2 separate regions of the Mus musculus genome follow, and region 2 is linked to region 1. A link is a loop called in an ENCODE intact Hi-C map of the cell type or tissue named here. Cell type or tissue: left cerebral cortex. All regions are shown on one strand. Each heading gives the region's core, and the rest is flanking DNA. Links, peaks and the distances in the headings are about the cores only.

What was found. A loop is a pair of places that touch in the nucleus more often than their neighbours do. Peaks named below come from ENCODE experiments on the same cell type or tissue, not always from the same donor. Only the 100,000 strongest peaks of a DNase experiment are listed, where the experiment ranks them.
Region 2: it touches region 1 in a loop (7-fold over the local background); 3 of 42 quality-filtered maps call a loop at or near these places.

Annotation. Positions count from the first base shown.
Region 1 is chr2:136,710,208-136,715,586 of GRCm38, reverse strand. It overlaps Snap25 (synaptosomal-associated protein 25), which reads right to left and starts at 2,137. Exons shown (of 8, transcript NM_011428.3): 1 at 1,987-2,137. It overlaps Gm32659 (a long non-coding RNA gene), which reads left to right and starts at 1,249. Exons shown (of 3, transcript XR_375013.3): 1 at 1,249-1,714. In left cerebral cortex, for the core only: no CTCF peak of the experiment used is centred there; DNase peaks (open chromatin) are centred at 2,960, 3,304, 3,677, 4,248 and 3 more places; H3K4me3 peaks cover 3,407 bases; H3K27ac peaks cover 4,106 bases.
Region 2 is chr2:136,645,087-136,650,465 of GRCm38, reverse strand. The region is part of intron 2 of Gm32659 (a long non-coding RNA gene); the gene reads left to right. Among named protein-coding and RNA genes, the nearest start is that of Snap25, 66 kb to the left of the region's middle. In left cerebral cortex, for the core only: no CTCF peak of the experiment used is centred there; DNase peaks (open chromatin) are centred at 967, 1,677 and 3,277; H3K27ac peaks cover 1,944 bases.

The DNA.
Region 1 (5,379 bases), core at 286-5,285:
AACTCCCATGCAGCTAAATAATCTGGAATGAATTTCCACTGAGATCAACTTACATCTACACACAATAATATGCCAGCATATACATACATGGAAACACATGATTTTTATAAAGAGAACCCACAAATAAATAGCTGGGGATAAAATAACTCTTTTTAATAGAGAATTTTAGTATCTTTGGGAGACAGATGATTGGAGTTATAACTAAATGAACACAATTCAAGACCTTTGGGAGGAGGTCTTTAAAAGGGTTCATGCTAGCATGTCTTTAATGCATTATATACATCCTTATATATGAAGCTGTTATTCTCATTTAACAACTGTGGAAAGCATATCATTTTAGTCTTGATACATTCATGACAATTATGAGACTCTAAATCAAACAGATATTTATCATCATGACAATTTTTGCTCATGCGGAGTCTCTAAGCCTCAGAGAAGAAAATAGTTATCATGACCTCAGCAAAATCCTGCAGTGCCATAATAGAAATTGCAGTGAATCTTGGGGGTCAGATTCCTGCTTCAGCCGATTCATAACCCTGAAGGACATGTTTAACTTCTCCCAAGGATGACCATTCTTAACGTCAACATCTACAGCAATCAATCTGCCATATCCAATGTTAATATGAAATGCACTAACTCCAAAACCACAGCCAAAGATATTGAAATTTTTCTTTTGGCTGTGTATGCTTGTTTCTACCTAGTTTTAAGAATAAAGGAAAAGTGACAAAGGGATTTATTCCAGAAACTAGTTCAGATAACCCATATTAAAAAAAAACACAGGGAAGGAACTGTCCTATAAATAGATAGTACTAGCATCATCTTATAAGCCCACTGGAGCCCACCTAATATCAACGGATATATCTACCCTGTGTTAAATACAAAAAATTACAGTATATATGTCGTAATGGAGGATAAGTGACCGTTTTTAAAAGTATGGTTTTGTTTTGTTTTGTTGTTTTGTTTTTGTCTAAACCAAGGCACAGGAAGAAATACAGAAGGCTTCTACAAGTAGTCTGCTTTTTCTTGAAGCTACGTGGGAAGTGAGGAAGAGAGCAGGCAATTGTCTGTAAATAAATCCCTGCTGACAGGATTTATTCTTCTGTCTTTCTTTTAATCTACTATGCGAGCTCTATTAAGACTTTCTATAAGACCTGGATCTCAGAGAGAAAATTTGGCCTCTAGTCCCAGCCAGGCATCTCTGCAGCAGGTAATGCGGCGCTGCAGCCGGATCGCTGTCCGCGGTGCTGAAAGGTCAGGGCGCCGACGCGGGCGCCGAGCACTCCTGTCCAGGGTGCTGAGCTCCCGCCATCGCACCCCCACTAGTCTAGCCCACCGCACCAAACCTCCAGAGCTCTCCCACTTTGCAGCACATGCTCGCCTGTAGCTGACTTGGGGCAGGCGGCATAAATCAAGTCTGTGGGGCATGGAGGCTGCTGCCGCTGCCGCTGCCGCAGCTCAGCTTGCCCAGGGAGGGAACTGCCCCCCTTCTCCTTTCGCCTCCCCAGCGCCCACACCCTGCCTTCTCATCTCCCTTGGGTAGCAGTGCCCTAAACACTACAGTCATAATCATAGGGTTGGAACGAACTACAAGATCGTGTTTTGCTTTTAAATTTTAGACTACAGGTAGAAAAAAAACCCCACAATCCTAATAACCTAAACATATCTCAAAACTGCATCGCAAGATGGAAGAGGGTCCCACGGCTGCTTCAAAAGAGTAAGTTATTATTCTGTACACATCCTCGCTATTTCTTCCCACCACTCCATCTGTAGTGTCCCCATTCACTCCTTCTCCAAACAGCTCACCTCGAAAATACTTTTATGCAGCCCCAGGCGAGAGTCTAGGTAGATATGCACACAGGGAATACCGCACCCTAAGTGCACCAATACTTGTATTTACCCAGGCTCACTTGGGCTGCCAGCTGCAGTCCCTTCTGTGTATGCAGCCATACAGGGCTAGGACCTGGATCGGGGGAGGGGGCTCTTTACCTTGTCTTCTCCGGAGGATGCTGTCCGCTGATCCCTGCAGGTAGCAAGAGTGGAGGAGCCGCCGGGTAGGGAGGGAAGGAAAGACAGCTCCAGACCTCCCCGAGGTTTCTTCTTCAATGCAACGTGAGCTCTGCCCTCATCAAAGATGGCCGTTCCTTTGACGTCAGCAGCTTTTAATAGCCGGCTCCTCGAGGGGCGGGGAGGAAGTGTGATGGGGGAGGGCGGAGGGAGGAAGGTGGCTGGGGGCGGTAGGGGAGGAGCCGGGAGGTGCGGAGCGCTTGACTCAGCTCCCTGAGCGCTTTGCAGCAACCCTTTTTATTTCAATCTTTTATAAACACCCAAATGGAGCGATTCTTTTGACTCCATTTTAGCACCGTCTTGGGAAATACATATTTCTTGCGACTGTTTTCCTGATGGCCTATGCGTTTGCTTACGTGTGCATGCATATGTGAATATATGTATGTAAATACGTGTGTTTGGAATGTATATACAATTATAATAATGTAAACATATACATATTTATATGTAAAACGTTCCCCTGATGATTTGTCTTTGGTTGAGTCACAGACACGAGAGGAAGGTAAAGGAATAGAAGGGTAATGATGTGAGGGATTGGCATAGATTTCTGTTGTGATTTATTTTCTCCAGAGAAGAGGGTCCGAAGAGGCATTCCCCTCAGCTCTCGCTCTCACCAGCTCCTTTCGTGACCAGGTTACTCACATTGCTATTTTTATGAAAATTATTGTATTAAAGCAGCATTGCAGGTTTAGAGTTCTCATTTAATCATGGCCAGTTTGGGAAAGGCTCACACTTTCTTTTAAAGTACGTCAGAGCAATTATCACCGAGATAACACCTGAGTTGGGGAAAGGGAGAGGGAAGCTAGTTAGCCCTATTAGCTTGGGTTTGCAGGGCTAGGGCTTTGAGTTGCGAGTTGTTTGCCCGGGGCTTATAGATGACTCTGTGGCGGGTTGAATTTGCAGTCTGGGCCTAGAGCGGTATTCGGGTTTCTTAGAACGTGTCCAGACATCCGGGGGTGGGGGTGGGGGGAAGGTGGCTAGGACAGTACTGAAATCTGGAGGGTCACTCATTGCACAAGCACTTTCAGTGGCCGACCCTCTGAACCTCTGGGTCTGGTATGAGCAAGAATGTCTACTTCTGCTGGTTCAGATGAAAGATTAGAAGTAATAACCACACAATATAATCCTGTCTTTGCTTGTCGTGCGTCAGGAGCAGTCAGGAGCTGGGTAGGGCAGGCGGCGATATGCAAATAGTTCGGTGGTGCAGCCTCTAGATGATTCACAGGTGTTGGGGAGGTTGTCCGGGTTCTAGGCAGGGAGGGAGAGCTGGGGAGCGCGTGGGAGGTGGGGGACCTCGTCTCAGGAACTGTTTGTACTTTTCCGCGGAGGATGCGATTAGAAGTCGTGCCTCGCAATCTTAAAACTTGATGGCCTCTTGGGCGATGGAAAATCCTTTTCTCTTAGAAACACACACGCGCACACACACACACACACACACACACACACACACACACACACACACTTAAAACTGGATCTGAAAAGCAACGCGTAAACGCCCCCCGCCCCGGTCTCGATAACACACACACACACACACACACACACACACACACACACACACACCACGCTTGCTGGTTTTAAAGGCAAGCTTAGGTAATAAAGCTTTTAATTGTAGGCGAAGACAGACGGGGAGCTGAGGGAGGAGGGGGTTGGGTGGATGTACATAGGAGAGGAGCAGAATTTCCTTTTTCTAACAGATACCAAGATCCAAAGGATATTTTGAAATCTTAATGTTTGCGATGATGATGGTGTTTGGGTTTTGATTAAAACCGGATTCCTGAAATATTGCTGCTGCAATTTGCTTACTGAGTTATTCAACATTTAAATTTTTGTACGACAGAAAAAAATATGCTTGGCCCTCACTAGGCTGCCATTCCAGCTCATATTTTCATTATAATAAAGCTCGCAGGAATAGGCTTAAGAATGTAATATTTTTCAGTTATGATATGACTTGGGAAAAAAAAGGCAGCATGCAGAGTTGGCAGAGACAGACAAACTACCCTACAAGAAGGAGAAAGAAAATATGTATAGGGCCCTCCAACTAGAAATCATTCAGGCAGAAAGTTTGTGAAAGAATGGGGGCAGGGGATTTCCCCCCCCCCCCTTTTTTTTTTAAGTACGTCATTGAGGGAGCCTCATTCTGCAGGCAAAAGTGATGTGGCAAGCACCGGAGAGAAGAGCTTGGTGTTCTGAATCTTTAGCTGAAGATTCCTCACACTGACAACTTCAGAAATTACAGAGAGGAAGACAGAGTCGCACTGACTCATGGAGCCACAGAAAATACCAACAGCCCCTCTGAAAGAGGTGACAGCATTATTCATATCTGTATGCTCCTTCACAAAATGATGATAAGAGGTTCTCTATGCTTGGGAATCACTAAGATCTAATCTAAGATACCCTGGAAATGTAAAAGCTTTTCCTGTGTAGCAAGATAGTCCCTAATATACTTTGAATATCGTATTGTTTCTATTGTTTCATTAAAATAAAGCAGAACAAACAAAAACTCCCGTGGTGATGATTGACAGTCCCCGGCCAGCAGATTTATGTTATTCTGGGTTTACAATGACTTGGCCCATACAGAGAAGCAAGGTGAAGACAATTTTGCCCCGAAATGATTTAGCTGTGTCTGAGTCCCCTCTACAAAGATCCAGTATGTGTAGTTCCTGATGCCAAGGAACTCACTGCTGTGATTAATGGGTATGTATGGTATGCTAATGCAGTCTCTGAAAGCTCTTTGGTATACCATGCCCCCAAGCATTCTAATTTGCAATGGTTATTCTTGGAATACAAAGTTCAAGATTCATAGCCAAGTGGGAGGCTAAGGCAAGGGCTTCATTGTGAGTTCAAGGCCAGCCTGGGCTATACAGTAAGTTTGAAGCTAGCCTGGGCTTTATAGTAAGACCTTGTTCCAAAATGCCAAAATGTAAATGAATAAATACATGGATAAATATAAATTCAGAAAACAAGAGAAAAAAAAAACCTCCAAAGATTGTTAGTTGGCTTGACAATTACAATTTCATAAAAGTATGTTTTTGTTATTTGTGTTGTTTGACAATTTCATGCATTCATATATTGTATTCTGATTATTCTCTCTTCCACCTTCTCATCATCTTTGTAATTCCCTCTTCTTCCATATTCCTACCACTCTCTTTCTTGGCTCACAACTATGGGTTTTGTTTTGGGGCCCATTTAGTTTCCCTGGGGACTATCTGTGTAATCACTGAATTGGAAGTGTTCAGTGGAGCCTGATAAGGTCATCGGTGAGTACACAACTGAAGGAGATGGATGCTCTCTCCATTCCCTGAGCCTGAGGGTAGC
Region 2 (5,379 bases), core at 330-5,329, 65 kb after region 1:
GCTCCCTTCCTTTGTATACTCGATAGCATCCCCAATAGTGCTATGCATATCAGAATTGCTCAACAAATATTAGTAAGATAAGCCACCTTCTATATGGTAGAAAGAGTGTTGATTCCTCTCCAGTCCAATTTATATAATTTATGTGCTCAATAATAGTTATTCAAGTAAATGGAGAGGCCTGCCTGGGTGTAGGTGGCTAGTGAGAGAAGACTTAAATCAATCAATCAATCAATCAATCAGTCAATCAATCAATCAATCTAGGTTCTGATTCAGTGATATGGATGGAAAATGTACAGATGTGAATCCAGGAGAAAATGGTATACAAAGTCAGAACTTTGATACTCTTACCATGTAACATCCAACATACCGATTTTTGTTTTAGTTTGTTTAACTCTTTGGAGATGGGAGATTTTTTTCTCTGAAGTTTTTTCCTCCCTATTGTTAAAACAGACCTTCAGGTGAACCTGTTCATAAGCTCTACTTGGGGTCTTGTTTAAAAGGGGTAGGAAAGGCCAGTCACCATTCCCTCCTGCACAGTTAAATGGGAAGGACGTTCTGAGATGCTTGAGACATGAGTTACACCCAAACAGTGGTTTTGACATGCTCCCCATCGGCCTCCACTTTCTTTCCCCATGCCTGAACACCTACAGATACACATGCACACACAAAGAGCAACTTTCTGACCATGGTTTAGAAATGTGACACTCCCTCCTATACACATCCATCTCTTTGGAGACTACACTCAGTGCTCTTATCACACAACTTGGTCCCAAATGAATTCACAGGACACAGGCACAGACATGTTCATAGACACGGACCATTTCCCAACGTTGAAGGAGAAGACACTGATGAAGTATAGGGTGAAGTATATGGAAGCAGACTGAACATCTGGGAGGAACAAGGAGGCTCAGGGTTGGCCAGCAACTTTAGTCCACTTTTTTGACTTGGAGAGTTGGTGACTCACATTCAGCTGGGACAACTCATGGCACATATTGGTTTTACAGTTCTGCAACTTCATGAACATTTCATAAGCTCTCTCAGTGGCCTTGATATTGCTCCCTTTTTACCACCAGATCCATCCTTCTGAATTAGAAATCAGCCAGAAATTGGTTCTGGAAGGCCCCAGCTAGCTGTCCCTTTGATGTCTGATCCTGGGGTGGATGAGGTATATGGCTGGATGCTTTCTTAGAAGCTTCCTATGATGCTTTATCGTCAGGCTGTTCCACCTCCAGGTGTTATTTCTAACCCCATTCAGCTAGACTTTAAAGAGAAGCTGTACAGTTGGTAGGGTTTACTAACCTGAGACCTGAGTTCCACTGATTAATAGACATCTAGGCTAGGAGACTGCATGTGGGCTCAAAATCAAGGGGAAACATTTGGATCTCCAGGACAAGTAGGACAGTCTAAAACCTGGAGCTGAGTCTGAAAGGAGCAGAGAGCAACAATGAAGCCACGGTGTCCTCAGACCGTGCAGGGACAAAATGAGTTGTACCTGTCTCGAGTTACTGCACTGGTTTTCCAGCCAGCTCTGCAGCCTGACTGCTTTTTACTGCAGAGCCTGTGCCCTCCAGGTGCAGGTGGCCATTGATGCCCCACAGGCCCCAGTAAAGGTGTGCCAGGAAGCCTTCTTTTCTCTGCAGTGAGGACCTGGGCCAGCTCTGGGCTGGCTGCCAACAGCTGCTTGCAGACTGAGTCACAGCACAGACCTCTCGGCTGCAGTCAAGGAAGGAACAGACAGCAAACTGTGATGGGCAATGTCTCTTTGCTTTTACTTGCCCTCTTTCCATAGCTCCTCTGATCTTTCACGCGATGTAGGGCTCCTGGTTCCATTTGTGTAGATTCCCAATCCCTTTAGAGTATTTACCTTTCGGAAGTATTTATGTCCTTGGTGGCTCCTTGTGCCATCCGTGCATCTCTTAGGATACTGCACTATAGGAAGATCAGGAAGAAAGGCCTGATGAAGTATAGTCATTCCAGTAGTTACCAGTGAGAATTAAAGGAACCGTTTGTCCTCTAAAAACACCTGAACTTCCTTCTAGAGAGGACTCCCCTGGGACAGAGTCAGCAAGATGCCCTTGGCATGTCAAGGTCACCTTCCTGCATCTGGATGAAACCTTGTGTAACAAGATGACTTTTCTTCCCCTTTCTGTTTTGGAGAGTTTGGTAAGTGGCAAGTAGGAGAATGTGGCACTTCATCAGCTCTCATGTCCCCAGCAATTACCTGGGGGAGAATCTTGTTAAAATGCAGGTGCTGAGATGAGGCCTAGCATTCTGCATCTCTAACAAACTTCCAGGTTAAAGGATAACTGCGTAGAGAGGAGGCTAATACAGAACAGAATAATCGGATCCTATGAAGTACCAGGCAAGTGTAGCATTTCAGTTGTTTTATGAATTTGTCCTTGAAAGAAAAGCATATTTGCATATTAGGAGGAGGTGTCTACATTCCTAATTCAAAAGCAGGTCATTGCTGTTGCTCTTGGGAAGAGGTAAGGTTAGGAGAGAATCATGGGACTGCCCATTCCTTCATTCCTTGACCTTCTTTCTCTTCCTATTTCAGTGGGCCCTGACCCCAGTTGTGACGAACACTAACTGCATTTGGTTACTTCCTAGGCCAAATGACATAGAGGAGAAGGTTGGATAAAGGCCACGGAGAAAGATAATATATGACAAAATACAAGGGGAATGTTTGTAGGAGTGTTCTCCCTAAATTAAATCTGGAAACAGCTCAGAGGCCTAATAGCAGCAGCAACAGCTTTAGCAGCAGCAGCAGCATAAGAAGAAGAAGAGACTAAATTGCGTTGGATTCATACCATGGAACAAATTATTGTAACATGCGGTCCCCTCTGTATGAGTCTTAGAGACAAAAATGACAAAGATAAAAAGATAAGCACAGGAGTATTTACTGTTTGAGTCCTTGTAAATTAACCAGAGTCAGAATTAACCAGATTAAAACTAACCAGAAGTCAAAAGACTGGTAGCCTGAGAAGCTAACCTCTGTTGAAGAGGAATGTGCGTGTGAAATCTGTGGGTTGCCAGAAGCTCCTTCACGTTGGTCTAGGCTTACTCTCCAGTTTACTAAGCTGGATATTTAAGATTTGCATAATTTGCTATGTATGTTAGATTTAAATGAAGAAAAAAAATACTCAAAGCTAAAAATCCAAGAGGGCTTACTTCTAATTTTTACTTACACTGTCTCCCACCCCGCTTCACATTTCTGGGCCTCTGTCCCCTCCCCACATCTCTCATAAAGTGAAAATCTGTGTTGGCTCTATCAGTCATCCTCTCTGGTTTGCTTCTTGCTGGCTTCCCAGGTACTTTTTCTAGACCACATATCAAAAATAGAAGCTGCTTTCTCATCACGTCCTCCCACTGTGACTTCACAGAAGGCTCGGGCTGGGCTGTTTGCAGCACACAGGGCTGCCCTCTGGGCTCTAAGCCTTTCCTGCCCAAGTGCTGTGTCCTCTGTCCACCAAAATCCTCTTTTGTCTCCTTAGTCCTGAATTGGAAACCTCTCAAGTCCACAGTAAATTATTGGCAGAATTTTCTCCCCAGGAAGGGAGGATACTAGACAATGTCTAAATACCCCTTCCAAGTCCTGATGACAAAACAAGGTTCAATTCCACCCACATTTGCCCTGATGAACCCATGAGTATATTAGGATTGATTATGGAGCACAGATGAGGGGTTATTGATCAGAAAATTAGTGACCCCAAACCAGCCTCTCTGGAAAGTCGTCACAGCATGGATGGTGGCTTCTCAGTGTCCACACAGATAGAATCCCCTTCCCCTTGCCCTTCCTGCTCTATCTACTCTGGCCCCTTGCTAAGACCCAAAGCCACACCCAGTTGGGTCAGAATTGCATATAATTGTCTGGAAGGAATGCTGGCTGCTCAGGTGAGGGTCCCATGATGGTGCAAGCCTCTTCCTTCTCTGATTCAGGGAAACCCAGCCGTGATGCTGTTCTACAGGTGGGATAGCTGCTCTCATTAGGACAGTGCTGTATAACACAAACACACATTGGCATTTCACTGATTTTTGACTGCACGGGGAGGGAAACTTAGTAGCCAGAAGTTTTTACAGAGTGAGGGCATTATGGAGACAAAACTCAAAAAATAAAAGCAAAAATCCCCACACTATAAAACGTATATCTTTTGTAACTTTGAGCCTGACCCAATGACTTGCAATGTTTTATACAAACATTCAAAGCCAAACTTCTTGTGACCTGTGGCACATTGCTCTATATGGCCAGTATCAAGGAGAACTGGTCCTGTCAAGTTTACCAGTTAACAAGATGGGGACCTATCCAGATATAGGATCCCCATAGGGGCATAAATGTAGTGAAAAGTGACCCCATTAACTATTGTAAGAAAACTCCAACTCTTGTTTGTTCTCTCTAAGAGCTGACAATTCTAGTTTTCTCTACGACTGTATATATACCTTACTAATCTTTTTATATCAATTATCATTTGATAAAAACATTTACTCCTTTTCCATTGTCTCACAATTCCTTGCATGACATTTTGGTGGATCACAAAGAGAAGTCTCTCCTTAGCTTCCTTAGGCCCTTGTCATTCTTTCTCCAAATACCTTCATGTCTCCCCTCCCTCATACTGTTGGTTCATCCCTCTCTGCATCACATCCATAAGAATTTAACGTCTCTCATTCCTAAGATGCTCTCTATTTTTATTCCAGTGTGACTAGACCATGTGTCTGTTATTCTGTAGCAAATTTGTCTGGGCATTGTCACATGCAGTTGCTAAGGGTTGAAGAGAAAGAGGAAGGGTGTTCAAGGTCAATAGAGGCCAGACATGAAATTGGTAAACTTTCTTTTCTAGCATATTCTCTTGGTAATAACAAGTCATAGGTTGGATTCAAAGGGCAGGAAAATAAAGCCACCTCAGGACTAGAAATGCTGCAAAATCACGTTGCAATGAATATGCCTATAGACAAAATCAGAGCCTTTTCAATAATAAATTGTCACTTTGGGTAAGGTATAAAGATGGTAGATGGTAGGATTAAAAATTGGGTCGTCTTTTTTTTAAAATGCATTTTGTTACATAAGGTTATTTTCATGCAGGCACAGAATGCCCTTTGGGCATAACCTCATATTCTCCTATCTTCCCCCTACCTCTTCCCTTCCCTTAGTCTTTATTCCTCTTAAATACTTTTACTTCTATCTTCTTTCTTTCTTTCTTTCTTTCTTTCTTTCTTTCTTTCTTTCTTTCTTTCCTTCCTTCCTTCCTTCCTTCCTTCCTTCCTTCCTTCCTTCCTTCTTTCTTTCTTTCTCTCTCTCTTTCTCTCTCTCTCTCCCTTCCTTCCTTCCTTCCTTCCTTTCTTTCTTTCTTTCTTCTTCTTCTTCTTCTTCTTCTTCTTCTTCTT